Linked DNA regions of Homo sapiens: region 2 is linked to region 1. Evidence: chromatin loops called from intact Hi-C (ENCODE). Cell type or tissue: B cell. All regions are shown on one strand. Links, peaks and the distances in the headings refer to the core of each region. The heading gives the core; the rest is flanking DNA.

Region 1 (16,555 bases), core at 4,212-12,211:
TGTGGCATCTAACTTCAGTATTTTGGCTGACATGCTAGCAAAACTGATTGGAATTTTTGTTTATTACAGTCTTAATCCAAAGCAGAAGTATATGCTCCAGTTAAACCATAAGCAGCTTTCTGTTCCTAGTGAAACTTAAACTAAAGGATGTTGGAGTGATTTTATCATTTTTTTAAATTTATCATACTTTTTCAATATGGTTCATATCACAACTTTATACAGGCCTAGGTCTCATTCTGTCTTCATTTTGCTGTTGCCATTTTAAAATCTTCTAAGACTGTGCATCTTCTAAAATTACATGCAATTTCACTTTCAGCATTATGACTTTTCATTTCTTTGTAGCACTGTTAGCTTTGTTGGCCAATTTCCTCTTTGGATTATCCATTTTTGTAAAATGTCAAATGGATTTATTACCAGAGACAAAGAGGCAACACAACCACATACTTTGCTATCTGTAAGTAAAGTGAATAACAGATACACAGTGACCAATCACCAACAGACTTTGGAAGAAGCGACATGATTGGTCACTAATCATGTATGTATATAGTGACTTGTGGACTGAACAGCAGAGTTTGTTTTGCAATTACTCTGTTAATATACTATGGTAACAGAAATTTGAACCATGTGTTTGGGAGACTAGTGTTGTAACTGAACCACGGTAAGAGAAAATAATGTATACCATAACTACAAAGCAAGGACTGCCTGTATATACACACATAGGTTCTAAAGAACTCTAGCCAAGATTTTGCCTTCCAGTGGTAGCAGTCTACTCAGATTTTGCAGGTTACTTACTTCTGATTATCACTCAAAAAAGACCAATAGTCTTAAAATCTTAACTGTGGTTGTTGTAATAGTACCACTAATAGTAATAATAGCATGCATTTATTAAGCATTATTGTGAACACTTTACAGTTACTAGCTAATCTTCTCCCCACAATCTTAAGAGGTAAGTTTTATTCACAATTTACAAATTGCAAACTGAAGCACAGAGAAGTTAAATAACTTGACCAAGATCACTGTAAAGCCAAGATTCAAACCCAGATGAGGGTACTCTATAGCTATTTATCCTAAAAATTTCACTCTAGTAACTTCAGTGATATCAGTAATAGGAAGAAGGAGTCTCTCCAGATTTAAAAATTGGTTACTCTTTTCATTCATCAGGTAGGAAATCGTTTTATCTATCTATCTGTCTATGTAACTAACTATCTATCTTAGATTTCCTAGAACACTAGGAAAAATCACCAAGAAAAAAATAACCTAAATAGATCTTAGGACTGCCATAGAGCTGCTACCAGTACAGAGAATTTAACATGCAGATAGGCTATAAAAGAAGAATATCTTAGGTCCACTTTTTTTAAATTTTCAACCAACAAATTTCAAAAACAAAAAAAAATACCAGTACAGAGAAAATAACATACAGAAAGAAGAATATTTTTAGGTCAATGTTCTTAAAATTTTTCATTGAATAAATTTCAAAAATAAAAACAAAAAAACCCTCCATACCATCCTTAGCAATAATGTTCCCATTAATTCTCACATTAATAAAGGGTCAAAATTTAAAATGCAGAATAACTCAAATATGAGTGCTTTCCTTCTTCACTTTTTTTTTTTTTTTTTTCAAGACAGGCTCCAGCTCTGTCACCCAGGCTGGAGTGCAGTGGCACAATCTCAGCTCTGCAACCTCCACTTCCTGATTCAAGCCATCCTCCCACCAAATATGAGTACTTTTACTAACTCCCTTCAAATACAAAATGAGAACTTAGCTACAGTCAGATTTTAAAATATATTAAAAATGATTATAACAAGAAAACCAATAAATTTCAAAGTCTGACATGGTTTAATCCCTGCTTAAAACATTTAAAATCAATTATTTTGCTTTTCCATTCAGTAAGACTAATACAGGACATTCAGATAGTGATACATTATTTGGGCTTTTGCAGATACTAGCTATATGCATCAAAATAAACGGGTGCTAATTTACAAGTATTTTTACAATTGAATGTATTTGTAAACACAATTCAAAAACATCTAAAAGCATAAAGAAAAGGAATATCTTCCCCTGTACAGCTACAGCTGATTAACAAAAGTCCATTTTTCTCCTTCATAAAGGCTCATTTTGCAGGCTACTGATTCCTGATTATCACTCATAAAACACATGTAGATAGGGTTGAACAAAACATGGGCAAAAAATGATGAATTCAATTTTATGAGAAAATTTATAGCAAAAGTACCTACATTAACTTTTGATAAAATAAGAAAACTAGTGATTAGACTTGGAGTTCCTATTTCTTTTTCTCTCGATTGTCATTTCTTTTGTTTTTTTTTCTAATTTTTTTCTTTTATCTACAGTCTATATTTTTTCCCATTTCTATTCGTATTTTTTCTTTAATCCCTTTCCTCTAGGGTTTTTCTTTCTTTACATAGTTGGAAGTAGAACTAATATGATTTAATGAAGAATTAGATGTAGAGTGAGAGAAAATGGAGTTGAAAATGCCAAGTTTTTCATCTACAATAATTGGAAAGATCAAGTTACAAATTAAAAAGACTGTGAGAAATTACAGGAGGAACAAGTTTGGGACAGTGTCAAACTTGATTTTTTAGTTTGATTTTTGAACATATTAACTTTGAGATGCCAGATGAAGATCTGAAGTTGTTGAATATATAAGTTTGGAGACCTCAGGTCAGAGAAAAACATTTGGAATCATCCAGTCATAGATATATTTAAAGTCATGAGACTGGATGGGCTAATCTAACAAGCAAGTGTGGTAGAAGAAAGACTGCTTAAACAATGTCTTTGAGATGTCAAAATGGAATAAAATAGAGTATACAAGTAGAAAATTAGCCTTAAAAGCAGGGACATTTCATATTATAAAAGAATTAAGTTTCTTGTAGTACAGTGGAATAATGAAATAATTCACCTAAATATATAAAACTTCAAAATTTAAAAAATACCAGGGAAATAAAAAGAATGAGTAAATTTATTAAAATATGCTGAAAATTTTAAAAATCAAATATTTAAAGCACAAATACAAAATTTCACCTATAAGACATATTTAACTTTTAATTAATTGCTTAAAGTCCTACTAAAAAAAAAATAACATTTTTAAGTCTTCCTCCCTCTTCCCTTCAAATGATCCAAAGATCTTGAAAAGGGAATAAAACAACTATGCTACTATTACAAATACGGATAAAATATTAGTAACTAAACAATATTTACTAAAGAAATAAAATAATCATATCCTATTTATAGGTACTTAATACTGACCCCTGTAAACATCCCCCGGCCCCCCAAAAAAGAAAGAAAGTCATACAGAAGAGTCAAATGAAAAGGCTTTAGGAAGAATAGCAAGATGGTCTTGATTCAAATACTTGTGTTGCCAATTATAAGCTAGATCTCATAGCAAGGCAAAATAAAATGCTTTAGCTCCCTACTCCCCGTTAAAAAAAAAAAAGTAAATAAAAGATAATCTACTTTGCAGGGTTTCTTGCTTTAGTAAGAAAAAGGCTGTGCGTGGAATGGAAATAAACATACGGTAGAAATAATAGTTGTTTTTTCCTTGCCATTACTGTGACAGTAAAAAGATTATCTAAAATAACCACTTTTTTGTTTTGTTTTTCCTGGAAAAATATCAGAAACTTTATGGACTGCTTAATATCATTAGATATTAATTCAATTAGATACTGTAAGTCAGCATTTGATTAGGACAGAAAACACAGTAATTTAAACAGGGAAAATTTACTATAAAGAATTATTAACTGTCATAGTAGAGTAACTACAAAGAGAATTTAACCCTAAAGCTAAGGGAGAGTACCACAAGAAGAACTAACGTGGAAGTTGGGTCCTTTCACCAAAGGTGGTATTCAGACCTCACTGGAGAAGGCAGGATTACAGCCCAATGAATAGCAAAGAAGTTTGTTGGACTGCCCAGGCAAAGCTAGACCACAGGCACGCAGGAAACCCTCTGGGCTGCAGCCAGCAAAGGCTGGCAGGCAGGTGGGCAAAGGAAATCAGGGCTTCCAGAGTCAGCTCACTGGCAGGGTGGTACGAGGCCTGGGGCACACAGTGTCTGTGTCAGGAAGGCTGTAGGAGGGCCTCACTGAGACAGAACCAAAGCTATGAGCTCACGGAGGGACTGCATGTGAGTGCACAGCTGGGTTGAACCAAACATCAGCAAAAGCACAGCATCACTGGATGTCCCTGGATCTTACAATAAGCAAGAGCAAGAAAACAATAAATGTAACACATCAGAAACAAAAGAAACCCCATCTTCCTGCAGTGTCCCTGCAACACCCTCTACTGGCATAATTTAATATTGTGCTTGCTGCAAAGAAGAAATGTTTAAAGCTCCATTAATGCAGATCAGCTAAGAGGACAGATTTGGAGCCAAGGGGCAATAACCTGGTAACTGGATAGGATATGGTTAAAATACCCAATCTCTTCTAATTAGCAGCCAGGCTACATATCCAAATTTCTTAAACCAATAAATTAAATGTTTATATTATAGAAGTATACTGTGATTTATAAAAGGATTCAAAAAGAGCTGCAATAGAGGTCTGCAAATTGTACCAATGCCAGTTTCCTAGCTGTGATACTGTACTATGGTTATGTAAGATGTTACCATAGGGGGAAATGGGGAAGCACACATAGAGCATCTCTATACTATTATTGCAATTTCCTGTGCATCTACAATTACTTCAAACTGGAATTTTTTTTAATGAGCTCCAAAACATCTAGAATCAATCAACTTATGAGAACACATTACAGACAACAATATATGTTTTCATTGCTCATATTTTAAAAGTATTTCTTAAAATACAATGCTAAAAACGTAATAGTACTACATCCACATTTAATACTTAAACCATGATGCCGCCTCTCCCCACTGGGTGCCAACAGAAGCCAGCAATGAAAAGATGCTGAAAATTCTGTCCTGATTACAAGTTTCAGTTCAAAGGCTGAGAGTCAGATAGAAGCTTCCAGTTATCCACTCCCCAAATTATTCACCTGAAAATGCCAATAGCTTTCTATCAATTGTCACATGAAATCATTAACAGAGAATAATGAAAGTACTTTTGTATAAGTAAGTAATACCTGTTTTCCTATGGAAAAAGAGAGTTATCCTTCTACTGCCTTAAAAGAAAACACAAAAAGGACAAGTGAGTAAGCTCACAGGGTAGCTTTTAAAATGTTATGCAGAATATGGGTCATCCCACTAATCTATTCCCATTTTCAGGAAAGGGAGGAATGATATCCTCTAAGAGAAATTATTATAACATCTAAAATTCTTTATTTTGCTGTAAAAGTTCATAAACGTACTAATTCACATAAGAGAATAAAACATCCAAATCAGACTGACATCTAGGCAACTTCAAGATAGTAACTTGAGTTTTTACCTAAATAAAACTGTAACAACTTGCTAAGGCAAAAGTAAAAATAAGTACTAAGTAAATCCAGCAAAAGACCCTCAGAATGGTCTAACATCAAGTTAGAGCAGTCAAAAAATAATAAACAATTCAAATTCTACTGTCCATCAAATTTAGTGATGTCAACTCACACTAAAAAACTGTTTCATGAGAAGAAGAGAGTCCCTGGGTGATTTTTTCAGTACTCCTTGTCTAGGATATCTTTTCCTCAAGAAAATAACACAAGGAAAGGTACTATCAATCACCCATGCTACACAGTATGGTTCTTATCACTTCAGTTTCTCATTATATAGTTTGTGCTGCAAGCCGGCAAGCACAAATTGAAAACTGAAGCAAAATTGCTACCAAAAGAGGCACATCACTGAACTCTCCAAATGATCAAACTACATGATCTGATATGATCACTGTCATTTAGAAGTGATGTTTTTCTAATGTATATATAATGATTGTATCCCCCCAAATCAATGTGAGATAGAAGTGGCTCATGGAAATCCTTATTTTCCAACAGTGTTGGCCCATGTTACTCACTGCAAATTGAGTTGTGTGCTTATAACAACTCTAATCATTATATTCTGCTTGCTGTATCACTACTTCATTCTGGTTAGCACAAGTATTAATATGAGGGCAGACCCCTGAGAAGAGTGATAGGACAGACATAAAACCTGGTGCCAAAAATCGCTTCCTGATTACCCTTCCCCAAGGCCTGAAACTACCATTATTGGAACCTCTTCATGTTAAGGAATAATAAAGAGGCCCATTTTCTAAATGTATATGGTATTATTTGTCTTGAATCATTTTATCATGAAATAAGAAGTAATACTTGGCAAAAAAAAAAATCAACTAGACAGAGCACTAATGGCAAAGACTGAAAAAATTTCCCCTTCTCTCACCTTTGGAATATTGAGCATAGCAAACTATTCAAAGCATCCAAGTAGGTGCTAAGTAATAGTGCTAGTAATAGTGCATTTAGGTAACAGTGCTAGTAATAGTGTATTTTAAACACTATCAAGGCTTTAAAAATACATATCAATGTGTTAGTATGCAAGAAATCTTTTGCAATATTTCTGTATGTGGTGATACCAAAACCCATAATAATGGCAGCTAGTCAGAGAGAGAAATGATCACCATTTCTGCTTTGGGAACACCAGAAGAGCCTGACCTCATGTACACACACTTTAACATCTCAGCTGGAGACCCTCAATAAGTAAGCTTTGCCCTACCACTCCTCACACATTTCATATACAATGATCTTGCTTTCTCCTCTTAGTTGTTAATGTCAGCTTTCTCTTCTACAAATTGGCTTTTCTCCCAAGGCACTGAGGGTTTGAAATTTCTGAGCAATCACTTGAATGCCCTAACATCTAAGTTCGCACTTTTAAATTCTGCTGAAAAGATACCAAAGAATACCAATTCATTTATCTTCAAACTGGCTTAATTTTAAACCTAGTATATAATCAAGAATTAATTGGGTTTAGCCTTTAAGAGTACACAGTCAGAAATCAGATGACCCTGGTTTAAATCCTGGCTCTACCAGTTTCTGGCCAAGTAACCAAAGTTACTTAACCTGATTAAACCTCTGTTTCATCATCTATAAAATGGAGTAATAGGCCAGGCGTGGTGGCTTACACCTGTAATCCCAGCACTTTGGGAGGCTGAGGCGGGCAGATCACGAGGTCAGGAGTTCAAGACCAGCCTGACCAATATGGTGAAACCCCATCTTTACTAAACATACAAAAATTAGCCGGGTGTAGTGGCGCATGCCTATAGTCCCAGCTACTCAGGAGGCTGAGGCAGAAGAATTGCTTGAACCCGGGAGGCAGAGGTTGCAGTGAGCCAAGATCACACCACTGCACTCCAGCCTGGGTGACAGAGTGAGACTCTGTCTCAAAAAAAAAAAAAAATGCAGTAATAATAACAGTACCTTCCTCATATGTTAAGAAAAGTTGTTCAATGGCCACCAAATAGTAAGTGTTCATTAAATGTTGGCCATTATTATTGCTCTTTTATATCCAGTTATTAAATAAAGCTTAATATGTGATATCCAACATGGGTAATCAAGAAAAGGAAAAGAATATTAAAAGTTTTCATGACTTGAGAACAGTTTTCATACATTCTTTAAAATACATAGGATTTTATTGGTGCAATGTGCAGTTATTAATTCCATATTACAACAAATTTAGCCAATGCTCTAACTTTATAAACTTTTATATACTTTTTATTGATTTAGTCAAGTATTTAAAAAGAAGCAGTAGAGAGTAAGAATATGTGTTCTAGTACTAGATGTACTTAGTTAAAAAGTAATTTTATAGCCTTGGTCAAGTTATGTAACTTTTGTACCTCAGTTTCCTCAACTGAAAAATGAAGATAATAGTACCTATACCTCAGAAATACCACCTAGAACAGTGCCTGGCACTGAGAAAGTGCTAAGTAAGGAGTAAGTAGCTAAGTATAAAGCTCTGTATTCCAAGCACTATAGTAGATGCTGGGGATTCTGGGATAAACAACATAGTGCTTGTTATCAAAAGGGTCAAGACAGACAACTGCAGTATAATTTGCAAAATATCTAGATATAAACAACCCTTAAACCCTTGGATGCACACAGAAATGGCTTCTTTCATAATATATTTTTCAAAAAAAAAAACAGAATATTGGCCAGGCATGGTGGCTCACACTTGTAATCCCAGCACTTTGGGAGGCTGAGGCAAGAAGATCACTTGAAGCCAGGAGTTTGGGACCAGCCCAGACAACTAAGCGAGACCCCGTCTCTATGAAAGATAAATAAGACAACATAAAATTAGCCCAGAGTAGTGGTGGACACCTGTAGTCCCAGCTACTTGGGAGGCTGAGGCAGGAGGATAGCCTGACCCCAGGAGTTCAAGGCTGCAGTGAGCTATGATCACATCACTGCACTCCAGTCTGGGCAACACAGCGAGGTCCTGTCACCAAAAACAAACAAAAAAAAACCCAGAATGTTGATAATTTTACATAATTTAAATAATGATTTTAAAAATTTTTTAATGATAAATTTTATTTTCTCGTTCAGAAGATAAAAATTATGTAATTTGAAGGATTTTCTTTCACACCAATGCTTTTATATTACAAATTAACTTTGTCAGCAGCAGTTATTAAAGATTTGGGTCAGGCACAGTGGCTCACGCCTATAATCCCAGCACTTTGGGAAGCCAAGCACTTTAGGAAGCCAAGTCAAGATCACTTGAACTCAGGAGTTCAAGACCAGCCTGGGCAGCATAGGGAGACCCCCATCTCTCCAAAAAAAAGATGTTTAATTAGCTAAGAATGATGGCATGTGCCTGTAGTCTCAGCTCCTCAGGAGGCTGAGATGGGAGGATCGCTTGAGCCTAGGCAATGAAAGATGTAGTAAGCCATGATCACACCACTGCACTCCAGGCTGGGTGACAGAGTGAGACCCAGTCTAACAAAAAAGATTCAGAGGTGTTAAGAATTTTCTTGGTAAGGCTGCCACCTGCTGGACTACCTTAAATTCCACTGTTTACAGTCTGATTTAAACATATTAAATACCACATTTAATCCAATGAAATGCAAATGTTTCTTTTACCAATATAGAAAAATCCAAGAATTTACTAAATCTTCTGTATCACAGGTAATTTGGTCTGTTATGCTGAACAAAGTATTGTTTAGGGAAGAGTCATTCACCTGAAGAAATCTTAGTCAATTAACATTTGGATGTTTACAGAGATTATCTGACAGAATCAGTGGAAAAGGAAGCAATGAAATTTAACATGGATTCAGTAATTACTGTTGGATATATGAGTCCAAGGTTGCAAGTGTTAGATATTAGCATCAGCAAAATAGTTGTTAAAATAAAAACAATGTAATTTAGCCATTCCACAAGTATACATATCTCAAAACATGTACACAATAATACAACTCTTCTGTGTCAATTAACAAAGAAATAAAACCAATATAGCATTTATGTATTCAAAGTAACTTTAAAAACAATTGTCCTAATGTGTACAAATGTGTACTCGTGTTTTTGGTAAAATATCCAATGTTAGTAGCATATACTGATTCAAAAGGCATTTTCTCTCAACTCAGGCAGAAGTTGACATAATGTGCTCTGGAAAAAATGCCTTAAAATTATTCAAAAAGTAGTTTTAAGGATGATGAAGATATCAATATTAAAGATTATGAGAGTCTGATAAAATTGTTGTATGAATATAAGGGTGGGCAAAAAGTAACATTTCTAAGTTATTGTTTTGTGTAATATATTTAAATGTGTGTGCAAATGTTCTACCCAGTTAGCAAAGAACATATATATAATTAGGCATTCAACTATTTCACCTATATTTGTCTAGGTTTCTATATTCAAGTTGATCAAACATGGAACTTACTGAGAAAAGGAAGGATTGCATTCCTTTACATTTAGGCACAGTTCAGGCATAATATACCACTTAATCATAAAAGTCCAAGATTTTAAAATAACGCTTATTCAAAGTTAAATTAACTCAATACCTAGTACTTCTTTGTCTGTGTTGCTACAGACTTTTTAAATTGAAAGATGCTTTGTTATGCTAAAAAGGAAGTGCTCAAAAAAATGATGCAGGCATGTCATAAAGATAGGGTTCGAAGGGGCTCCAACTGGTTGATTCTAGGGCAATTTGAACACCAAAATAATCAGGTACTTCAGTCAATTATATAGTACTGGGGGGAGGAGGTGGGGTTAAATTTAGGAATCTATATCAATAACAAGTAGTTAAATGGAAGAAAAGGGAAAGCTCTGGTTTACATCAGAATGCCAAGGACTGAATACAAAATGTAGAGAGAAGGCAAGAGTTGAGAAATTAATCATTTTGCAATCATCATAGTACAGACTAGATCCAACAAGAATCATACAAGAATGTTAAATTAAGGAGGATATTTTGATGAGGAGCAGGATATATTTTCGTGGTTGGTTGTTTTGTTTTGTTTTGTTTTGTTGAGACGGAGTCTCCCTCTGTCACAAGGCTGGAGTGCAATGGCGTGATCTTGGCTCACTGCGACCACCACTTCCCGGGTTCAAGGGATTCTCCTGCCTCAGCCTCCCAAGTAGCTGGGACCACTGGCACCCGCCACCACGCCCAGCTAATTTTTATATTTTTAGTAGAGACGGGGTTTCACCATGTTGGTCAGGATGGTCTCGATCTCTTGACCTCGTGATCTGCCCGCCTCGGCCTCCCAATCTGCTGGGATTACAGGCGTGAGCCACCGCGCCCAGCATATTTTCATGGTCTTAATGTGTTTCCTCACAGACTGCTTACTGGTTGCAAGGAAGAAAAAAAGTAATCATAGTGGGAAGAAATCAGACATCTTAACTATGTAATCAGAATTAACATCATCATCATCAAGGGACAGATGGCTATCTCTGTGATAGCCATCTGCCTCCAGATGTGATACTCTGTGAAGGACATATAAACTATGCAGCAATATATAATCTGAATTTAGTCACAAATATTAAACAAAGCCAAAAATGGGCAATGTTATATTAAAAAGAGGAAAAATGGATGTATTCTCCAAAAACGTCCAAGTCTTAAGAGACAGAGGAAGGCTGTGGAAATGTTCCAGGTTAAAGAAAGCTAAAGACATATGGTAACTAAATGCAATATCTAATCCTGGAATGAATTCTGAACTGGAGTGGGGGAAAGGATATTATTAGGTTAACTGGCAAAATAGGAAGGCAAATGGCAGGTTAGATTAAAAGTTGTGTATGAATGCTAAATTCACGTATGTTGATAAGTATACTGTGGTGATGTAAGCGATATCCCTATTCTTGGAAAACATACACTAAAGCACTTGGAGGAAAGGGCCACGATGTATTTAACTCACTCTTAAAAGTGTTCAGGAAAACAACTGTGTGTGTATAGCGAGTAGCAGGGAGAAGAGAAAGAGAGTGCAAGCTGGGCACAGTGGCTTATGCCTGTAATCCCAGCACTTTGGGAGGCTGAGGCAGGCAGATCATTTGAGGTCAGGAGTTCAAGGCCAGCCTGACCAACATGGTGAAACCCCATCACTACTAAAAATATACAAAATTAGCCAGGCGTTGTAGGGCACACCTGTAATCTCAGCTACACAGAAGGCTGAGGCAGGAGAATAGCTGGAACCTAGGAGGTGGAGGTTGCAGTGAGCCAAGATCAGGCCATGGCACTCCAGCCTGGCTGACAGAGCGAGACTTTGTCTCAAAAAAAGAAAGAGAATGCAAAGCAAATTAGGTAAAATGTCATCAATATCTGAGATTTTGGTAACACTGGTAACACTGAGATATTGGTAACAATCTTGGTAAAGAGTATACAGGTCTTCTCTCTACTAGTTGTATTGTTTTTAACTCTTCTGTAAGTTTGAAATTACTTCCAAATAAAAAGTTTAAAACACTGCTATATATAATGCTTACCCCTAAAAACTAAAAGGTTCCTGTATGCAAAATATAATCATATTCTTTTGGAACTGTAATATTCAACATCAAAAATACGATATCTTCAGCTCTTTTTCATCAATTTTAAGAAAGCCATCAATTTTAAGACTCACCATTATTTTTTGTATCTCATGAAAAAAAGGTGACAACTATAATTATAAGATGCCTCTCAAAAGAAGACATTTATGCGGCCAACAAACATATGAAAAAAAGCTCATCATCACTGGTCATCAGAGAAATGCAAATCAAAACTACAATGAGATACCATCTCACACCAGTTAGAATGGCAATCATTAAAAAGTCAAGAAACAACAGATGCTGGAGAGAATGTGGAGAAATAGGAACACTTTTACACTGCTGGCAGGAGTGCAAATTAGTTCAACCATTGTGGAAGACAGTGTGGTGATTCCTCAAAGATCTGGAACCAGAAATACCATTTGACCCAGCAATCCCATTACTGCGTATATACCTGAAGGATTATAAATCATTCTACTATAAAGACCCATGTACACGTATGTTTACTGCAGCACTATTCACAATAGCAAAGACTTGGAACCAACCCAAATGTCCATCAATGACAGACTGGATAAAGAAAATGTGGCACATATACACCACGGAATACTATGCAGCCATAAAAAAGAATGAGTTCATGTCCTTTGCAGGGACATAGATGAAGCTGGAAACCATCATTCTCAGCAAACTAACACAGGAACAAAAAACCAAACACTGCATGTTCTCACTCATAAGTGGGAGCTGAACGATGAGAACACATGGACACAAGGAGGGTAACATCATACACCGGGGCCTGTCAGGGTTCGGGGGCAAGGGAAGGGAGAGCATTAGGACAAATAGGTAATGCATGTGTGGCTTAAAACCTAGATGATGGGCTGATGGGTACAGTAAACCACCATGGCACAGGTATACCTACGTAACAAACCTGCATGTTCTGCACATGTATCCCAGAACTTAAAGTATTTAAAAAATGCCATCAATTATAAGACAAACTACAATTTCAGAGATGTTCAATATGAAAACACATGCATCTTAAAATTTATAAAAGATGGTTTTTACATATGGCCAAACTTTGCAAGCAATTAAAAACACATGCATGCATCACTGTACCAAGATGCTGAATAAAACTTTTCCTGTTGCCTGGCAGGATTCAAAGATGGGAACAAAGTGGAGCTAGATAGCCTACCTTCTAAAAAAAAAAACAGCAGATAACTGGGGGCCAGATACCTTCTCCTATATTTAAGAGGAACAGAAGTGGCCATGATGCCATCAGCCAGCGCCTCAATTGCCTCCCACCCTCATCCCAGTCTAGAGACTGGAGGGAAGACAGAGGGAATCTATTTATTATTGGAATTTTATTTCCAATAGCACAGATTCCCTAGAATAAGACATAGTATACAGCAGTCTTGATGAAGAGGCTTTTATTTCTCTTGAGCATCACCAACTTCCCTTGCTCCTTGAAGCCAAATAGGCATCTGTATTTCCAGTTTTTGCCACTAAAAATAATACTTCAAAGTTAAATTAATAAACATCCTTTGTTGTTTGACTGAAGTACTGATTGACTTCAGTACTGACTGATAATTGACTGAAGTACCTAATTATTTTGTTGTTCAGATTGCCCAAGAAGTAACCAGTTGAAGCCCCTTCAAACCCTATCTTTAGCATATGCCCCCATCATTTTTTTGAGCACTTCCTTTTTGGCATAACAAAGCAACTTTCAATTTAACAAATATGTAGCAACAAAGACAAAGAAGTACTAGGTATTGAATTAACTTTGAATTAAGTTTATTAATAAACATCCTTACAAATGTCCTTAAATAGTGATACTTTTATTTTGAATAGCACAGATTCCCTAGAATAAGACTTATGTGTCCAATTATAGGTATTAAAATCTTTATATATGTTGCCTAATTGGTTTTCAAAAAGGACATACGTACATTTTACATTTCCATTAACAGTATGAGAATTCCCTTTGCCCCATACCCCCACCATCACTACATATTTTTGCAATCTGATATCTTAAGGTTACTATAATTCGCATTTCCCTGTCTTTTTGTGAATCAGGACCTCTTTACATATGTTTCTTAGCCATCCAGTAGCTTTCCTCTGATCTGTTTATACTCTGACCTGTTTTTCTCCTCTGCTTTCTGCCAATTGTTAAGAAATTTATGTATATTGTAGACATTACCTTTTCCTGTCATCTACATTACGAATATTTTTTCCAGAACTATCATTTCTTGTTGACTTTATTTATATCTTTTGTCCTACCATTCCTTTGTTTTCTGAATAGTTTTCCTGTGAATTGACACACAAGTATATGTGTATGTATTTATATATTTTAAAAATATGTATCTATCTTTTAAAGTTTCTGAAATTCCAGCAGCTAAGTGGAAGAGTAATCGAAAGTGATTGAAAAGTTAAAAGTATTTATGCTGTATGTAAATAAGGAACAAGAAAAAAAGATGTGAACAAACCCAGTTGTAGCAGTTATGACTGAAAAACTAAAACCATTTCATGTTTACTTACCCCAGCAATTGATTTTCAATGAAACCAGTTACATCTAAGTTAAAGTAGAGAAAGTATTATTAATTATCCTCATTTTTAATTGGAGAAAATGAAGTATAGTGAAAAGCCACACTGAGCAATGCATCTGAGACAGTAACAATGTCAATACAAGTTTTTGGTAGCATTTAGGAGCAAGCTGCTTACCTTTCAATAGCTAATTCTTTGTTAGAAAGTTGCTGCACTGTAATCACAACCTTCTTCTCTATTCCTTGCTTTAATTTGAAATAAAATTTATCTCTATCCTTAGGCACAGGGCTGAAATATTCAAAAGGAATAGGAATTACCAATAATCTAATAAAATGATAAAATAACCTATTCCAAGGTTAGAACAAAACAACAAAGTATTTAAGCAACAACACCCTTATTCTTAAGATATACTAAACTCTCACCTTGCCACAGGCAGCAAACTATTAATTTTATTTGACTATAAACTTTATAGTCAGCAACACAGTCATTATTAATTTCTAAATTGAGTTTACAAGAGCCTTATATTTTGTCTGCTAACCAAAGTTAAAAGCAAGATCTTAAAAAAGACAACATGGCCAAGCACGGTGGCTTACGCCTGTAATCCCAGCACTTTGGGAGGCCAAGGCAGGCTGATCACTTGAGATCAAGAGTTTGAGGCCAGCCTGGCCAACATGGTAAAACCCCATCTCTACTAAAAATACAAAAATTAGCTGAGTGGTGGTGCATGCTTGTAGTCCCAGCTACTGGGGAGGCTGAGGCAGGAGAATTGGTTGAACCCAGGAGGCAGAGGTTGCAGTGAGCCAAGATTGCACTGCTGCAATCTTGCCTGGGCGACAGAGCAAGACTCTATCTCCAAAAAAAAAAAAAAAATGACAACATGATAAATTTCAGTTTTAAAACAAATTTAGGAATAATGTTTACTTGAAGTTCTTAAGACTGTCACATGTCTGGTTTAGCTGGTTGGGTGGTCATAAGTGCCTGTAAAACAGTGAAATCCAAAGCAAAGGAAGTGAGAAGAGCATACTTTTAGACACATAGAATTTGAGATGACTGTGATGTATCCATGAATATATAAACAAAAGATGGACAAAGAGATACATAACAGGGACAAGTTAATCAAATTCTAGCCTAGGCTAGACTATTCTTACAAATTAATTCATTAAAATAATCAATGTATAAAATATGGCTTGTCTTATCTAAAAAGAAAAAATATCTTGAGCAACTTTTACATGACCTCAATTTCAATGTCTGTAAAACTACAGATAAAATACCTAGCTAGCAACTACTCTTAGAATTAAAGGCACAGCTAAGGAACAAAGTTGAGCATTAAATAATATAACTGTTTCCTATTAACTGTCTATATCTGAACTGGAGGAAAACATTCTAAATGTACAAAAAAAAAAGAAATGGTTAATTAAGTGGTGGTCAAACCATATATTATCAGTTACTGTTAAAAACAATTTTGATTAGAACACTTAACATAAAGAAAAAAAAAAGGTATATATATACAATTGTGTAAAAATTCCCCTAGAAATAAACAAAGGGAAGAGACCAAATGTTAAAAGTGACTGTGGCTGACAAGATCGTAGTTTTTATTCTACTTTTATTATTTTACTAAATTTTCTACAGTATCAGTATTTTTTAAATCATTAAGAAAATAAGTATCTGACCAAGCGCGGTGGCTCACACTTATAATCCCAGCACTTTGGGAGGCCAAGGAAGGCAGATCACCTGAGGTCAGGAGTTCGAGACAAGCCTGGCCAACGGGGTGAAACCCCGTCTCTCCTAAAAATACAAAAATGAGCCAGGCATGGTGGCAGGCGCCTGTAATCCCAGCTACTTAGGAGGCCGAGGCAGGAGAATCACTGGAACCCAGGAGGCAGAGATGGCAGTGAGTCGAGATCGTGCCATTGCACATGCACACTCCAGCCTGGGTGACAAGAGCGAAACTCCATCTCAAAAAAAAAAGGAAAGAAATATCTGACAAGCACAAGAATAAAAAATATTAATTCACCAGCCAAATATTTATCAGTTTGAGGCTTTATGCCAACACTGTATAGTTTCTTGAAACTTTATATGCGCCTATATTATACTCCAGATACAATGCGAATTTTTAATCTTTCCAAATGCCTCACCTAAAGTTTCCTTTTCCATCGTCTT
Region 2 (16,555 bases), core at 3,732-11,731, 870 kb before region 1:
CATCCAATATGTATAATGAAGAAGGACGAATCCATTAAGGAGAGAGAAGGGGCAACAGAAGTGGAGAAAAAGAAACTAGAAAAATATGGAATCACAAAAGCCACAAAGAGAAAGGTGTGGTCAATAGTGTCAAGTACTGATGAGAGCTCAAGGAACAGGAGGCCAAAACCATCCCTAGAATTTAGTGGCACAGAAATCACTGGTGATTTTAGCAAGGGCTGTGTCAGTGTGAGATATGGACAGAAGCCAAACTGGAACGGGCCAAAGAATGAGTGAGAAGCAAGAAAATGGAGGCAGAGTTGGGTGCCATTCACCAAAGTGTGGACTGCCTTCTTTTCAAAAATTCCACTGTTTGGAGAAGGAAGGCAGTTCCAGTCACAGTAAATTGGATTCTTTTATAGGAAGTAAATCTGAAAAGTACCCACACACACCTGTATACACTATTGGAATTGATAATACATCTAATTCCACATGACCTTGAGAGCCAAGCTGAATGCCATCCTAGCTAACCTCAGGAATGATTCCCACTAACCAAAGGCTAGAATTGCATTTCTCTCTCTGCCTATTTTTCTTTGCATTCATTCAGATGCAGAAGCCCCAACACAAAATCTAATCTCCCTCCTTTCCACTAGACTTCACAGCATGTGCCTTGAAGTAAAACACATTATCTTGAATTTATAAGGTAAACCACCTGATATTTGTGCCTTCTTTATATTTTTCTCCGGGAAGAGAGAGTAGGTTACCCTGCAGCAATGCTGAAAGCTCCACATGGGAGTGCATATTTAACTCCTTCCAAAGCACCCATTCATGTCTGCTGGCCAAGGAGTGGGGCACCATGGATGCAGAAGGCTCCAGACTCCAAGTCAGACCACAGCCACTTCCTGGGCAGGGGATGGGTGGGGATTGCTGAGGCAGCCTCTTCTATTGCTGACCCTCAGCCAGCTCATGGTAAAACAGGAATGGAAGGGAAGAGAAGAGCCTACTTCATAAGACTTCTGGGAGGACTAAATGAGACACCACATAAAAATGTTCTATAAATAGGCAAGAGCTACTGAACAGAATGTAGGAAATATCACGGCAAACAGCTAACACCACATTAACATTGTTGTTCTCTTTCCCCTTTGCTCAAGTATCCATCTTTTAAAAATGCCCTATTTCCTTCTTGGCTTCCCTCACTTTTCTTCACTCATTTATTCACTTAGACGACAATCATTTCGTGAGTGCTGGCCCTGGAGCAAGTATTTATGATGCCATTTGACAGATGTGAAAGTCCAGAAAAGCGAGTATCCAGAGTCCTACAGCTAATCACTGATACAAAGACCACGCATAAATCTTATCTTTCTGTCAGAAAGTTTGAAAATACCAGCCCTACTGAATCTGTTTCCCAAATCGAATTTTCAAAGACTCTGAGAACTTGCTAATTTCCTAGCAAGGTGCCTGGTCCAACCCCTTCCTTGGGACTCTTGTTGTACCAAGGACAGTGGAATTTTAGGATACATGTAGCACCGATGTATGGCTCCACATACATCGTGTCAAATCACGTTCCCACCACAAGGTCAGGCTCAAATCCAACCCTGCCCCCCTAGAATGCATTACAAAGGTATTTGGTCTCTATCTCCTATCAGTGAACCCAGTGCCCAAGCTTGATAGGAGCTTTCCAGCGATGTGTGTGTGTGTGTGTGTGTGTGTGTGTGTGTGTGTGTAATAATACTTCATCTGGGCCAGGGAAGCTTCCAAAAATGATTCTGGTGCTCTTTGCATCACTGTTTTGAACCAGAACCAGTTCTATACTTACTAGTTGTGTCTTTGGGCAACCTTGACAAGCCTCACTTTTCTAAACTGTTAGATTAAGATGTTAACAGCCTCTCCGTCACGATCTTAAATCAAGGCTTCGGCAAGATCATTAATCATAGTAAATCATAAAGTAGTTAAGCCAGACCCTGGCATATATAGATATAATAAGTTATTATGATCTCTCAATAAATGTTAGTTTGCATTTTATTATATCAGTTTCCAAATGAACTGACCCACAGGGATCATTTATACATCTTGATCAGGCAGCCTTAATTGACTCACTCAGAGTCTAATCCACTCCCATTCTATGAGATGAAAACACCCTATAATGAACTATTTGGGTATCACAAAACCCCCTTACCAAATAAGTTTCAAAGGGAGAAAAACAAACAAACAAAAGAAACCTCTTTGTGTCTGGTTCTATACTAGAGTTGTCATTGCATTCTAGAACTTACTCAATGCCCTGAATGACTAAATACAGAGAAAAAAAGTCAAACTTGCATTGAAATGTCTGTGGAAAGAGCCTCTAATGCATTAAGACTTTCAAGATGGAAAACAAAGATGGAAATATTTGAAACATTAAGTGTTCCCTGATGTTCTTTCCAGCCTCCCACCAGCGGCAGAGTTTACCTCAGGGCACAGTTCTTCTGGCCTATTCTTCAGATTGAGTTCCTGTTGCTTGGGATGGAAGAATTACCATAAAAGGATTTTGAAAGCTCAATAAAACAGAGAAACAGACCATGGGTCATCCTTCAGTGACAAAGGACTCTTGAACCCCCCCAAAAAAACTGTAACAACTGTCAGTAAAATGTTTTGTGGGGAAGTTTTCAGGACTCCATGTTTTCTGGAGCATGGTGGCTTTAAGTAAAACCCTGCAGAACCTCAGTTCATGCATGACCCCCAGGAGTCTGGCTCAGAAAACAAGACTTGGGGTGGGGTTGGGGCTGGGGAGGGTGAGAATGCACAGTGGTTTTATTATTTTTGGAACCGATCTCTGTGTTTGAGGAGGGGTCATTTGCATGAGCAGGATGTAAATGGCAAGCTCCTTGGGGGCAGGGATTTCTGTTGGTTTGGTTCACTGCTGGATCTTGAGTACATGAAGCAGTGCCGACACATAGTAGGCACTCAATAAATATATGTGCAATAAGTCATGACTATTCCAGGGCAGACAGACTGACAGATCTCTTTCTAAATGTTGCCCCAGATAACTCCTTCTGTGTGGGAGCTTGGCTTACAAAAAGGCCACACTAGACAATACAAACGTCCTGCCAAAAGTCAATTACAGGCACAAAGGCAGGAAATTGGGCTGCAGGCCTGAAGGGACAGAATGCTTAGCCTTACAATGGTGCTGATGAAAAGCAGCAGGTACAGCCCTATGGGTCTGGTCAGGTGGAAGACCTCCCATGTTACATTCTGCTCTGTTGTTTTTATAAATCAATCGGGAATTTCCCCCAGCCAATCCAATTACTGCCTTTCAACCGTCAGATGTCGCTGTGCAGATAATAAGTTTTCTTCATTGCTGCTCATCAGATGGTATCTTTTTATTCATGGCTGCTCAAGTGTCTTTGGTTTCCCAGGCCCCTGAGTGAATGTGTAAATGAATAAGGTTTGAGCACTATGAGATCATGCTCTCTCTTTCCCACAGTGAGTTGCGGATGCACAGCAGGTTAAGGCTGCATGCTGGCTTGGAGCAGTGAGAGTCTTTATCATTCAGGCACAGGGAGAAAAGGGGCAAGGGGAGATGGAAGGATCAGATTGCAACCCTCAAAAACAGCTTATCATATAATTGGATCAGGCTGATGCAATCAAAGAAGCTGCCATGTGGTTTAGGCAGACAATGGCCCAAGAGAATAAAACATCTACACAGAAGAGGGACAATTAGAGCATTGCCCAAGTTTCCGTCTTTCAGACTTTAGTCTTTCCAATCAAAACCTCAAAGGCCTTGTTGCTGTACTGTGGAGACAGGGTACAGAACTTGGACAATGGACTCCAGTTCAGAGGTCTGAACTCCCCAGTCAGGCTATGCATTCGCATCTTGGATGACCTGAGATGAACTCACTGAGAAGACCAATGATTAGGAGGCTGGAGTTTTGAAATCTGGTCCCAGCTTTGTCATTCTTGTATGACTTAGGCCAGGCACTTCTTTCTGTGGGACTCACTGTCCCTATCTGTAAAATAAGAAAAACAATCCTCTCTCACTTACTCTAAAGCTGTTGTGTGAGGGTCATGTGTACAGAAGTGCTTTGAAGAAGGTAAAATATAGGTAATACATACATATAAGGCATTACTAGATGATGATCAACTCACAAGCCTTCATAGTCATCAGCCTTAGTCTAACCAAGCCTGTTCTAGGACAGTGGTTAAGTACTAGGCTCTATCCTTACAGTTGATTGGTGTCAGAGGCATTTGAACCAGAGCCATCTTGAGTGAGTGCTAAGACAATGAGGCTGGGACTTGCTGGGCTGCATTCCCAGAAAGTTAGGTATTCCTAGCCTCCAGATGTTTATGGTTAAGGGAACAGATTGACAGTGTTTACTAAACAGACCCAGACTTAGGAATGTCCTGATATCTTGAGAACAGAAGCACTCCTAATGTTGCTTTAAATATAATAATATTGATTCTCGCAAAATATAGTAATTAAGAAAATTAATCCTTTATCACGAACCATTGTAATAGAGCACATCCCCTCATGATCTTTTTTTATCCTATATATAAACAAGTCTTGTACATAGGGTGCATGCATTCCTCCTTACTTTCAGAAACGCCCTACTCTGTCTATGGAGTAGCTGTACTTTCACCACTTTACTTTCTTAATAAACTTGCTTTTGCTTTGCATTGTGGACTCACCCTGAATTCTTTCTTACATGAGATCCAAGAACCTTCTCTTGGGATCTGGATGGGGACCCCTTTCCTGTAACATTGGGATCTCTCTAAAAACAGCTACAAGCCACCAAAACTCCTCTCTTCCATGGGTGGAGAAGAAATAGGGCTCCAAACACTCTATGGAGCATCCATGACCGGCATCCTGGGCTGAGAAGGAAGGCCCTACACAGAGCTCCCCAGGGTTCTGCGTGACTCACAATCCAGCCACCTCCGTCCGTTTCCATGTCACAGTACACCTGCAGGGGCCGGCTGGCATCGCCATGCAGGTAGATGGTGTACAGACCACTGGCGGCATTGCTGTTCTGCTGAACCTGACTGCAGTCCGAAGGGTGTGGGAAACGGGCACCAACTGGGAGCCAAGCAGAGAGAGTGTTGTTAGGACAAGGGCAAGGAGGAAAGAGGTGGAGTTTCTTCCTATTTTAAGGCAATTTATTTTGTTTGGAAATTATTTCATAACTTCCTACTTCAGCTTCTTCCAACTCTTCACTCATATCTTATTTTTCTCATCAACTCCCCAAATGCACCAGGAAAAGGTCAAGTTCACATCACTTCCTCCCCCAACTCAGCTCCCTCACAAAGTAACACTCTATTTCACTCCTCTCTTTAGCCTCCCCACTGTGGGGTGGATTTCTTTTGAACACACAACCCCATTTCCACTTCCCCATGCCTAGAGAAATCAATAGTTCTGCATCCACTTGCTCCTCCCTGGACTCCTTTGCTAGGCTTTCCGGTGCTGGTTCTCATTGCACGGTCGTTCAGAGTACAGGATTCCATATTACCTGTGGAGAGGGTGGTGGATACATTTCTGCTCCGGCGACCACCCTTAAAGGCAACAAGGGAGACAGGGTAGGTGGCGCCTTGCTCAAGGCCTTGCAACGCAAACCTCTGGTCTTCCCGTCCCAGCTGCATCTCCTACCAAACAAGGGAGAGATTAGACAGCCAGTGACTCAGTTTATCACCCACTAGCACCCTAGGTGTCAACAGCGTTCCCTGGTGCTAATGACAGAAGCTCTCTGAGAGCACAGTGTTTTGTCTCTCCGAAGCCTCAGTGGCAGCCCAGAATCGCAGTGGGTCCCAGCCACTTCTCTGGAGAGCCATGCCATGGAGAGTCAGCACTACTGGGAGCATCAGCTGAGAACCAGCACCCAGGACTGCAGCTTCAGGATCACCGGCCAAGTTTCTGGGAGACTTTGGCCTTCAGATACACACAGGGGCTCTAACTATAGTGGCTACATTGCCAGCAGGAACAGGCTGGCAATGCCGCGCTAAGGAGAAATTAATAGGGGAGGTGAAACTGGCCACTGATATCTGAGACAAGGAGATAGTTGATATTTCAATAAACTTCCTTCTGAACCAGTCTTACTTCCTCTATAAACATAGGGCTAACCTTCCTAGCTGTGCTGTCATAAGCACTAATTAAGGTAACACATAAACCTAAGTGTCCTTCCTGTTTTTATTTCCTCCCTTCTTTCTTCATTGGCAAGGAGGGAGAATAATAATTTTCCATTGGGACAGGTTTTGAAAATTTGCTGGCCTTCAGATTCTAAGGGGAGGTATAACCCTTGAAATAAGGGTTAATCAATTTGTTCAATAAATATATATCGAACACCTACCATGTGCTAAGCACTGTCCTATGCACTTTAGATATGGTGATAAATGAAACAGACAAACATAGAGCTTACATTTATTGGGGAAGACTAACAATAAACAAAATAACCCGGGGCAGATGTACAACCAGCAATGTGATCAGTAAAGATCAGCAAGTTGCCGTGAGGCCAGCAAATGAGCTGATTGGCCCAAGTTAGTTGCTTCACACAGAAGAGAAGGCACCAGGAGAAAAGACAAGGAATCCCCGTACCTTAACTGTGCCATCTGGGAACTGGTAAGTCAGAATGTAGCCGTGGATCTGAGCAGAGGGGGGCGTCCAGGTCAATATGCCACCAGACTGCGTTACAGCAGATGGACGAAGGTTTCTGGGAGGGTCGAGTTCTGTACGTAGAAAGTCAGGTAATTGTTATTACTAAGATACAACTGAGGCAAGGTAATTTTTGAGACATCAGTTTATATTTTCCCCTTTTCAAACCCTCCCATTTCTCCTCCTTCTTTCAAGCAGTTTGCAGGCTCTCTTCCTCCCTGCCACAGGGCCTTTCTGACCTTTGTTTCTACAAGTACAGACCCATTAGAGACAAGAAGAACAGGGCGTTGGGTGGGTCCCAGAGGAAAGGAATCTGGGCCCCCATTTCCCAGGCAGGTTCCCACAAAGTGGTGGATATTAACAGCCTAGATTGGCAGATAGATCCTCAGAGATGGCAGGGCTCCCAAAAGGATGTGGAAAGATAAGAGGGCCACAGATCTGAAAGGGCCATGCACAAAGAAACCAGGGTGACTTGGCCCGCCTGGAAAGTTGCCTGAAATGCTGGATGGGCCCCAATGCCTGTCACTGGGAAACTACCCAAGACTTACATACAGCCCTGAGGAAGGAGCTTACCCTAAGTAGAATATGGGCTTATGATTGAAATTAAGTTGGCATAGAAACAAAAAGTTGGCCAGGCACGGTGGCTCATGCCTGTAATCCCAGCACTTCGGGAGGCCAAGGCAGGCGGATCACAAGGTCAAGAGTTCGACACCAGCCTGGCCAATATGATGAAATCCTATCTCTACCAAACATACAAAAATTAGCCGGGTATGGTGGTGGTCGCCTGTCATCCCAGCTACTCGGGAGGCTGAGGCAGGAGAATTGCTTGAACTCGGGAGGCGGAGGTTGCAGTAAGCCAAGATCACGTCACTGCACTCCAGCCTGGGTGACAGAGCAAGACTCTGTCTTAAAAAAAAAAAAAAAGAAAGAAACAAAAAGTTATGTTTCTTACATACTGTTACATATTGAAGTGTGTGGCCTTAGATGCATACCCAGTAGAGAAAGAAGAGAAGGAGAAGGCAAGGGAACAGGTGCTTGTATAGAGGAGAGAGAGAGAGAGAGAGAAGGAAAGAAAGAAAGGGAGAGAAGCGAGAGAAAGAAAGAAAGAGAAGAGAGAGAGAGCGGGAGAGAGAAAGAAAGAAAAAAAGAAAAGAAAGAAAGAAAAAGAAAAAAGAAAGAAAGAAAAAGAAAAAAGAAAGAAAGAAAGGAGGGAGGGAGGGAAGGAAGGAAGGAGAGAGAGAAAAGAAGAGAGAAAGGGAGGGAGAGAGAGAGAAAGAAAGAAAGAAAGAAAGAAAGAAAGAAAGAAAGAAAGAAAGAAAGAAAGAGAGAAAAAAGAGAGAAAGAAAGGAGGGAGGGAGGGAGAGAAGGAAGGAAGGAAGGAGAGAGAGAAAAGAAGAGAGAAAGGGAGAGAGAGAGAGAAAGAAAGAAAGAGAAAGAAAGAGGGAGAGAGAGAGAAGGAAGGAAAAGAGAAGAAAGGAAGAGGTGGGGGAGGGAAGAGGGAAAGAGAAGGGATATAGGAAAAGCAGAGCTCTTCTTCTATGTACTTCCTCACCCAAACACTAGAGGGAACGCGTGGGTAAGCAAGTGTGCACTGTAGACCAGGAAAACAGAAGCTCAGCAAAAATACTGGTCAACATCACTGGTCAGAAGGCTCTTTTTTTTTTTAACCAAAGAAGATATGAATGGAAATTTCTCTTTTGAAAAAGCATTATCATAGAAGGTTATTTTAATTTATAACTTCCCAAAAAGACGTCTCCAGGCTATTTTCTACCCAGTAGCATTTCAGCTGAGAGCTGAATTGCAGTATTTTAATAGAAATCAGACAGCTGTTGTTTTGAATTAGGATGTTTTGACAAATTTTGAGTTTCTGTAATATCAACTTGGTTTGATTTTCTAAAGCATAACATCTGGCATGGATTTTATTCTATTCGTCTCACAGAAAAACTGAATTTCCTGATTTCACAATCAAGGCAAAACTGTGGCTATTTTAACATCTTAAGCAATCTCCTGCCACCTCTTTGACTGCCCACCACTCCCTGGTTATGGACTTGAGATGTCTGTCTTAGTTACTTTCACATTTCTATGAAGCAGGAAAATGAGAATCTTTTTATTGCTGTCTTCAAAAATGGAGAAGGTGAACCCAAGAGAAGATAAACAAGGAAGAGGAGAAGAAAGGAATAAGAGAGAAAGGAACAGAGAAAGGAAGGGGAGAAGGAGGTAGGAAGTGGGAAAGAGGGAAGAAGGGAGAACTGGCTACTGGTTGCATCTGGAGAGCAACCCTGCATACTAGGGAGTCCAGGACAGAGAGAGGAGTTTGTTTGTTTGTTTGTTTGTTTGTTTGCTTTTGAGATGGAGTCTCGCTCTTTGTTGCCCAGGCTGGAGTGCAATGGCGCAATCTTGGCTCACTGCAACCTCCTCCTCCTGGGTTCAAGCAATTCTCCTGTCTCAGCCTCCCAAGTAGCTGGGATTACAGGCACCTGCCACCACACCCAGCTAATTTTTGTATTTTTAGTAGAGACGGGGTTTCTCCATGTTGGTCAGGCTGGTCTCAAACTCCTGACCTCAGGTGATCCACCAGCCTTGACCTCCCAAAGGGCTGGGATTACAGGCATGAGCCACCGCGCCTGGCCGTTTTTGTTTTGTTTTGTTTTGTTTTAACACGTCTCTATTTAGTTTGAAAATATTTACTATAAGCATATATTACTTTTTAGATTAAAAATGCAAGCTAATTTTAACTAATAAAAACCATAGAGAAATTCAAGCCATCTCTAGGTCCCGTGGCAACACTTGGTGCGCTCAGCCATGGATGGAATGGACAGACCTTGCCCGTACTGCCAGAAGAGGCTCATAGACCTCAGGGTGGGCACAGTGCTCTCTTCCAAGTGCCTCTGGGTTCTGACCTCAGTGATGCTCTGCCAAGATCAGAGGCCCCATCACACACACAAAATACATGCAATTCAGGCACCTTTCATCATCAACTGAGGATGGAATGGAGAAAGATGCATCCCCATTGCCTCCATTCTGGAAGATGGAAACAGAAGAGGCTCCTGCCTCTGTCTTCTCCCAACTGCAGCTGAGGCCCAACCATTTTCTCCATAGCAAGTGTGGAGATTCTGAGCGCTGGGCCGGGTGGAGGGGTGAGGGAGGCCACCTTTGACACCAGCACTCACTCCCTCTATACTCTCTCATCTTATCTGAGCTGTTGTGTCAACTTAATTAGCTCAAAGACGTAAAAAAGGAACCACTTTGAAGAATGTCCTCGGGTAAAGCAACCACCCTCCTGCTCCCCTCCCCAGCCCACTGATGGAGGAAGGTTCTCTCCTGATAAGTGTGAGGTGTTCCCCTGGCCTGGTCCCTCTCAGTACCTGTCTGGGCCTTGGTGTCAGCCTTCTTGCTCTCCTGGGCCCCCTTCTGGGCCCACACGTGCACCATGTACTCCATGCCTGGTCTCAGGCCCGTCAGGACAGTGCTGCTGTGCTCCTTCCCCACCGGAACCTCCCTGGTCTCTCCGTCAGCAGAGGTGTAGCGCACCATGTACTTGTCAATGGTGGCCTGAACCGGGTCCCAGGAGACAGTGGCCATATTCTCCGTCACCCAGTCAGTCACTAGGTTTTTGGGGCCGTCAATTTCTTTTTAAAAAGATTTAGAAAAGGCTGAACTTTAGAACAAAGGAAGACATCGCATCTTACCACCTCATCACCAGGAGCTCTCCATCATGTTATCATTAATAATGGTAGAATTCCACTTAAAACACGAGTCAAAGGCCCCTGGTCTCCATTTCCAAGGAAACAAACCACTGGATATAAAACTGGAAGGAATCAGATCATCTCCCACTTTTTAATATAAAAAATTTCTGTCCTTGTAATTCTCATCAAAATAACAATAAAACTTCCTGAGCAACAAGATAAGCCACCAAAACTGCTGTGGATATAACCTCTTTTCTGATCTCCCTGGTATCTAGTTATTTTGTTTCACAGAATTTGAGAGCCAAGAAGTCATATCCTCCAACCTTTCCGACTTATAAAAGGGGAGGAGAATGGAGGCCCAGGGAAATGGAAGGTCTAGGCCAAGTTCCTGTTGACATCTTATGTTAAAGCCAAGACTCTTCGCTCTGAATTTTAGGCCTTCCCACCCTCTCAAGGACTTTGCTGCAGATCTGCCCTTTCTCTCCTGTGTCATCAATCTCTTCTTCTCTGTCATCAGTCCCAGACAAGCAAGGTCTAGAATCCCCCATCCTCTCCCGTATCATTCCATTTCTCTGCAACCTTAAACTGACAGATTGTCTCAAGAGAAATGTCTACATACCTTAACTTCACTGCTCACTCTCCAATCAATCCTGTTTGCATCTTTCTATGCCACACAACTAAATCTGCTAGTCTAAGTCACCAACAACATCCGTGTTGCCACATCTAATGCATACTTGCCATTCTCAACTTTACACTGCTTCTGGGTGGCATTTGGCAGAGCTGATCCACTCCTTCCTTCTTGAAACACTCTCAACCCTTGGCTTCCATGACTACATACTCCCTTGATTTTCCTAACTCACTGGCTCTTCTTCAGTCCTTTGTTAGCAACCTTCAAACACTGGAGCACCCAAAGCTCCCTTTCTCTGTTATTTGTTGTGTTTTGTTTTGTTTTGTTGATACAGAGTCTCGGTCTTTCACCCAAGCTGGAGAGCAGTGGTGCCATCATAGGTCACTGCAGCCTTGACCTCCCAGGCTCAAGCAATCCTCCCACCTCAGCCTCCAGAGTAGCTGGGAATACAGGTGCATGCCACCACACTCAGCCAATTTTTGTATTTTTTTTTTTTGTAAAGACAGGATTTCACCAGGCTGGTCTTGAACTCCTGAGCTCAAGCAATTCACCTACCTCAGCCTCCAAAAGTTCTGGGATTACAGGTGAGAGTCACTGCACCTGTCCCAAAGCTCCCTCTTTTCCTCTCTGTACTTTTCCACCTAGGTGATCTCACTCATGCCCATGGCTTTAAATACCAACTGGATGCTAATCGCTCCACAATATCTATTAATTCTGAGCCCCTGACTAGTTTATACAACTGCATCTCCACCACGGTGCCTGGCCTGTATTAGACACTCAATAAATATTTATGTAATCAATAAATGAATCACTCAATTAACCAAGGAATCTCACAAGTATCTTGAACTTAAATATTTAAAAGTCTTGATGCTTCTCCCCAAACTTTTTATTTCTCAGTCTCCCCTCTCAAGAAATGGTAGTCCAATCTCCCATGTTGCTCAAATAAAAAACACAGGTCATACTTGAGTCCTCATTTTCTTCCTACCCCACATCTATCAACAGGTATTATCATCCATACCTCAAAAATATATTCCAGACATCCCCTCTTCTCTGTCCCTTTTGCCATCATGCTTACCTAGACAAGCAGCATTTTGCACCCAGACTTTTCTAGCAGCTTCCCTACGAACCTCCCAACTTCTATCCTTGTCATTTTCTCCATTTATTCTCCTCACTGTGGCCTGGAAAATGTTTTTTAAATGAACACTGCATCATATCACTCTTCTAGTATTAATAAGTATAGCCCATTTTGTCCTCTAAGTACCACATGGTCCTGGCTGATCTGCCCCTGCTCCTCCCGCCTCATCTCAGGCCACTTGCTCTTCCACCCTCTATGCTCCAGCAAAACTGGCCTCTTTTCATTCTCCAACCATCCCAGGTACTATTCCAGCTGGGGGACATCACACATACTCTTCCGTTTGCCAGAAATGGCTAGTTTTTGCCAAAATCCATTCTCCCCCTTCTTCTGTAAGCACACTTACTGTCCAACAGATCTCTCTGCAATGATGAAAGTATTCTATAATCGGCACAGTCCGATACCGTAGCCATTAGTCACATGTGGCTACTGACCATTTGAAATGTGGCTAATCCAAATGAGAAAATATTTTTATTTTATTTTTAATTAATTAAAATTTAGGCTGGGCATAGTGACCCATGCCTGTAATCCCAGCACTTTGGGAAGCCGAGGCAGGAGGATCACTTGAGCCCAGGAGTTCAACACAGTGAGACCCCATCTCTAAAAGAAATAAAAAATTACAGGTTTAGTGGCACGTGCCTATGGTCCCAGCTACTTGGGAAGCTAAGGTGGGAGGATGGCTTGAGCCCGGGAGGTCAAGCCTGCAGTGAACTGTGATCATACCACTGTACTCCAGCCTAGCTAACAGAATGAGACCCTGTCTCTGAAAATAAAATAAAAATAAAAATAATTTTAATAGCTACATGTAGCTAGCAGCTGCTGTGTTGGTCAGGACAGCATAACCAAAGTAAAGCTGGGCACAGGGCCATCCAGCTAAAGACCTCATTTCCTAGCCTTTTTTGCAGTGAGGTCTGTCTGGGACCTGGCAATGGAACATGAGAAGGGCTGATATGTGCAATGTCCCAGTGATGCCCTGACTTTCATCATGCCTCTTCCCACTGGCTACAATGCAGACAGGGTGGTGACCAGGTAAAGGAGGGCAAATTGCTAGGGATGACTAAGCAACAATCACAGAAGAAGCCTGGGTCTCCTGGACGAGGAGCTACCGTATCAGCCCTGGACATTCTACAGAGAGGAATACACTCCATTCCTGCTGATGCAACTGTTATTTGAGTGTTTCTGTCTATGTATATCCTATTACTACTCACCCTTCCCATCTGCAAGACATCCTTACCCTGTAATTCTCTATACCTACACCATGTTCATCTCCTTCACAGAATTTAGCATAATTTACGGTTTTAAATGTGTTTTCTTATTTATTGTCTATCTTCACTCTAGACTTCAAGAGAGTAGAGATATTTGTTTTGTTCACCACTGTGTTCCCCAGGCCTGGCACTTAGATGATGCTCATTAAAAGTCAGCTGCCTACTGCAAGGAAACAGGGCTCCAGCCACCCAGGTGAATACTTGCTCCTTTCTATCACACAGCGTCTATTCGGTCAAACCTATACAAAATAGCTTGCCACAAAACAGGTTTTTAATCAGTGGTTTTAAGAATTTTATATTGGTTTTACATTATTTCCTATAGCTGAGAGACACAATGATTAAAAACACAGGCTTTGGAAAGAGTTTTAAGACATTCATGGGCCCAGGCGCAGTGGCTCATGCCTGTAATCCCAGCACTTTGGGAGGCCATGGTAGGCGGATCACGAGGTCAGGAGATTGAGACCATCCTGGCTAACACGGTGAAACCCCGTCTCTACTAAAAATACAAAAACAAAATTAGCCGGGCATGGTGGCGGGCGCTTGTAATCCCAGCTACTTGGGAGGCTGAGGCAGGAGAATGGCATGAACCCGGGAGGCGGAGCTTGCAGTGAGCCGAGATAGCGCCACTGCACTCCAGCCTGGGCGACAGGGCAAGACTGTCTCAAAAAAAAAAAAAAAAGAAAAAAAAGGCATTCATGGGACTGCTCCCACTGGGTCCATTACTATAGTTTTGTCAGACATGCTTGAACCAGAGAAACTCCATCTTGAATAGGAACTGGGTCAAATAAGGGTGAAACCTACTGGGCTGCATTCCCAGATGGTTAAGGCATTCTAAGTCACAGGATAAGATAGGAGGTCAGCACAAGATACAGGTCATAAAGACCGTGCTGTTAAAACAGCCTGCAGTAAAGAAGCCGGCCAAGACCCACCAAAACGAAGATGGCAATGAGAGTGACCTCTGGTCATCCTCACTACTACACTCCCACCAGTGCCATGACAGTTTACAAATGCCAAGGCAATGTCAGGAAGTCACCCTATATGGTCTAAAAAGGGGAGGTATGAATAATCCACCTCTTGTTTAGCATATCTTCAAGAAATAACCATAAAAATGGACAACCACAAGCCCTCAGGGCTGCTCTGCCCATGGCTAGTAGCCATTCTTTTATTCCTTTACTTTCCTAATAAACTTGCTTTCACTTTACTCTATGGGCTCACCCTGAACTCTTTCTTGCACAAGATCCAAGAACCCTTTCTAAGGGTCTGGATCGGGACGCCTTTCCTATAACACGTTGTTCTTTCTTTGGGTGAATGAAAGTTTTTTGTTTCTTTGTTTGTTTTTTGTTTTTGTTTTGTTTTGTTTTTACAGCAAACTCTCCTAAAACAGTCTGCAGCCCTGAGGTTACAGATGCCAAAAGCAGCTGCATCATCACTCAGCTGCAATAGATCAACCTGCAGCTACTACCCGGGTTTGCTCTTCTCTTCACTTCTATTACCTGTCTGGGCCTTGGTGTCAGCCTTCTTGCTCTCCTGGTTCCCCTTCTGGGCCCACACGTGCACCGTGTACTCCATGCCCGGCCTCAGGCCCGTCAGGACAGTGCTGCTCTGCTCCTTCCCCACTGGAACCTCCCTGGTCTCTCCGTTGGCAGACGTGTAGTGCACCACATACCTGTCAATGGTGGCCTGCACCGGGTCCCAGGAGACAGTGGCTGTATTCTCTGTCACCCAGTCAGTGACCAGGTTTTGGGGGCTGTCAATGTCTGAAAAAAAAAATGCTGACCAATATGCACTATGAACAGGTGCCAGAGTGCAGAAACTGGTGGTCATTTTGCGTGGGGTGAAACCCTTTCATGTTGTGTGGGGTTTCCGCCTCATATGCTCTTGTTTCATTTTTAGCTGTTTCATGGACATCATCTTCTCCCCCAAGATATACCTGGCTCCTCAAGTAGAAAGCACAATAGATCAGAACCTGAGAATCCAGGCTGTTACCTCTACCAAGTCTTTAGCAAAACAAATCTTTTATTCATCTAGTAAGGGTATATCAAGCCCCAACTCTGTCCATGAAATGTTCTAGACAGTGTGCAGAATCCAGAATTGGAAAAGACATGGTCTCTGCTCACCAGGAACTAACAATTTTGTGTCTCACATCATGTCAGTAAAGACCTCCCATTTCATACTAGAAGATTCTAAAAGCCACTTCTAAATGTAAGCCCCTGGAGGAAGAGGGCAGCATCCTATTCTCCTGTGTTCCCAGTGCCTAGTAGTGGGCAGGGCACGTGGAAAATGCTCACTATATATTACTAAAGGAATCCGCAAAAAGTAAAACCCTGGTTGAATATTCTCTAGCATATCATAGATTCACTCATCATGCTGGTTTGCTGATTAAATCACTGTACAAAATATGGTTAGATATCGCTTCCACTAAAATAAGAATATAACGTAGGAGCTATCCTTATCCTCAAAACTCTGGCCAACGTACACTCTGCTATTCAACAAGAGGAATACGCTCCTTTCTTGTTTAAGCAACTGTTATTTGGTTGTTTTGGCCATGTGTATCCTATTACTATTTCCCCTTCCTATCTGAGAAACATCACTACTTCATTATTCTCTATACCTACACCATGTCATCTCCTTCATAGAACTTATCATAATTTCTAGTTATAAATATGTTTTATAGTTATAATGTGATTCATTTGTCATAAAGCAAATGATATACATCTCCTTGCTATGGCAGATGTGACATCTACGTTCTTAAAGTCAAATTTTCAATATACTATTATTATTAACAAAATTTGATTTTCATTTTCTGTTCCCACTCACAAACTCACTAAGAGACCCTCGATACTGTCTACAGCAAAAGATCCATGCAATCAGAAGAGGAGTTGATGGACATGACCATGTAATCATAGCTTGGAGACTGCCTTGTGGCCCTGACTTGCAAGGAAACTAGTTAAAGGAAAATGAGGGATGGTGTGTGCAATCTGTTATGAAGGGATGCCATCCCACTCTTCCATTAATCATTGACTTCTGCCAATGTCAGAGAAGGAAAACAAAACTTGTCATCCACTGACTTAGCATGAAAGCTCTTATATTCCCAAAGAACAATGCTCCTTACCTGTCTGGGCCTTGGTGTCAGCCTTCTTGCTCTCCTGGGCCCCCTTCTGGGCCCACACGTGCACCGTGTACTCCACACCCGGCCTCAGGCCCGTCAGGACAGTGCTACTCTGCTCCTTCCCCACCGGAACCTCCCTGGTC

What was found. Hi-C counts contacts between places; a loop is a spot of excess contacts. Peaks named below come from ENCODE experiments on the same cell type or tissue, not always from the same donor. Only the 100,000 strongest peaks of a DNase experiment are listed, where the experiment ranks them.
Region 2: it touches region 1 in a loop (13-fold over the local background); 6 of 110 quality-filtered maps call a loop at or near these places.

Annotation. Positions count from the first base shown.
Region 1 is chr1:174,250,608-174,267,162 of GRCh38, reverse strand. RABGAP1L (RAB GTPase activating protein 1 like) reads right to left here. Exons shown (of 26, transcript NM_001366446.1): 6 at 16,531-16,555; 7 at 14,573-14,683. Among named protein-coding and RNA genes, the nearest start is that of RABGAP1L, 99 kb to the right of the region's middle. In B cell, for the core only: CTCF peaks have their summits at 4,293 (motif pointing left), 8,733 and 8,934 (motif pointing left); DNase peaks (open chromatin) are centred at 4,282 and 8,882; H3K27ac peaks cover 495 bases.
Region 2 is chr1:175,117,066-175,133,620 of GRCh38, reverse strand. TNN (tenascin N) reads right to left here. Exons shown (of 19, transcript NM_022093.2): 10 at 16,416-16,555; 11 at 14,797-15,060; 12 at 9,958-10,221; 13 at 6,536-6,666; 14 at 5,457-5,589; 15 at 4,875-5,026. Among named protein-coding and RNA genes, the nearest start is that of TNN, 58 kb to the right of the region's middle. RefSeq lists enhancers at 2,530-3,436, 3,437-4,345. In B cell, for the core only: CTCF peaks have their summits at 7,952 and 8,152 (motif pointing right); a DNase peak (open chromatin) is centred at 8,160.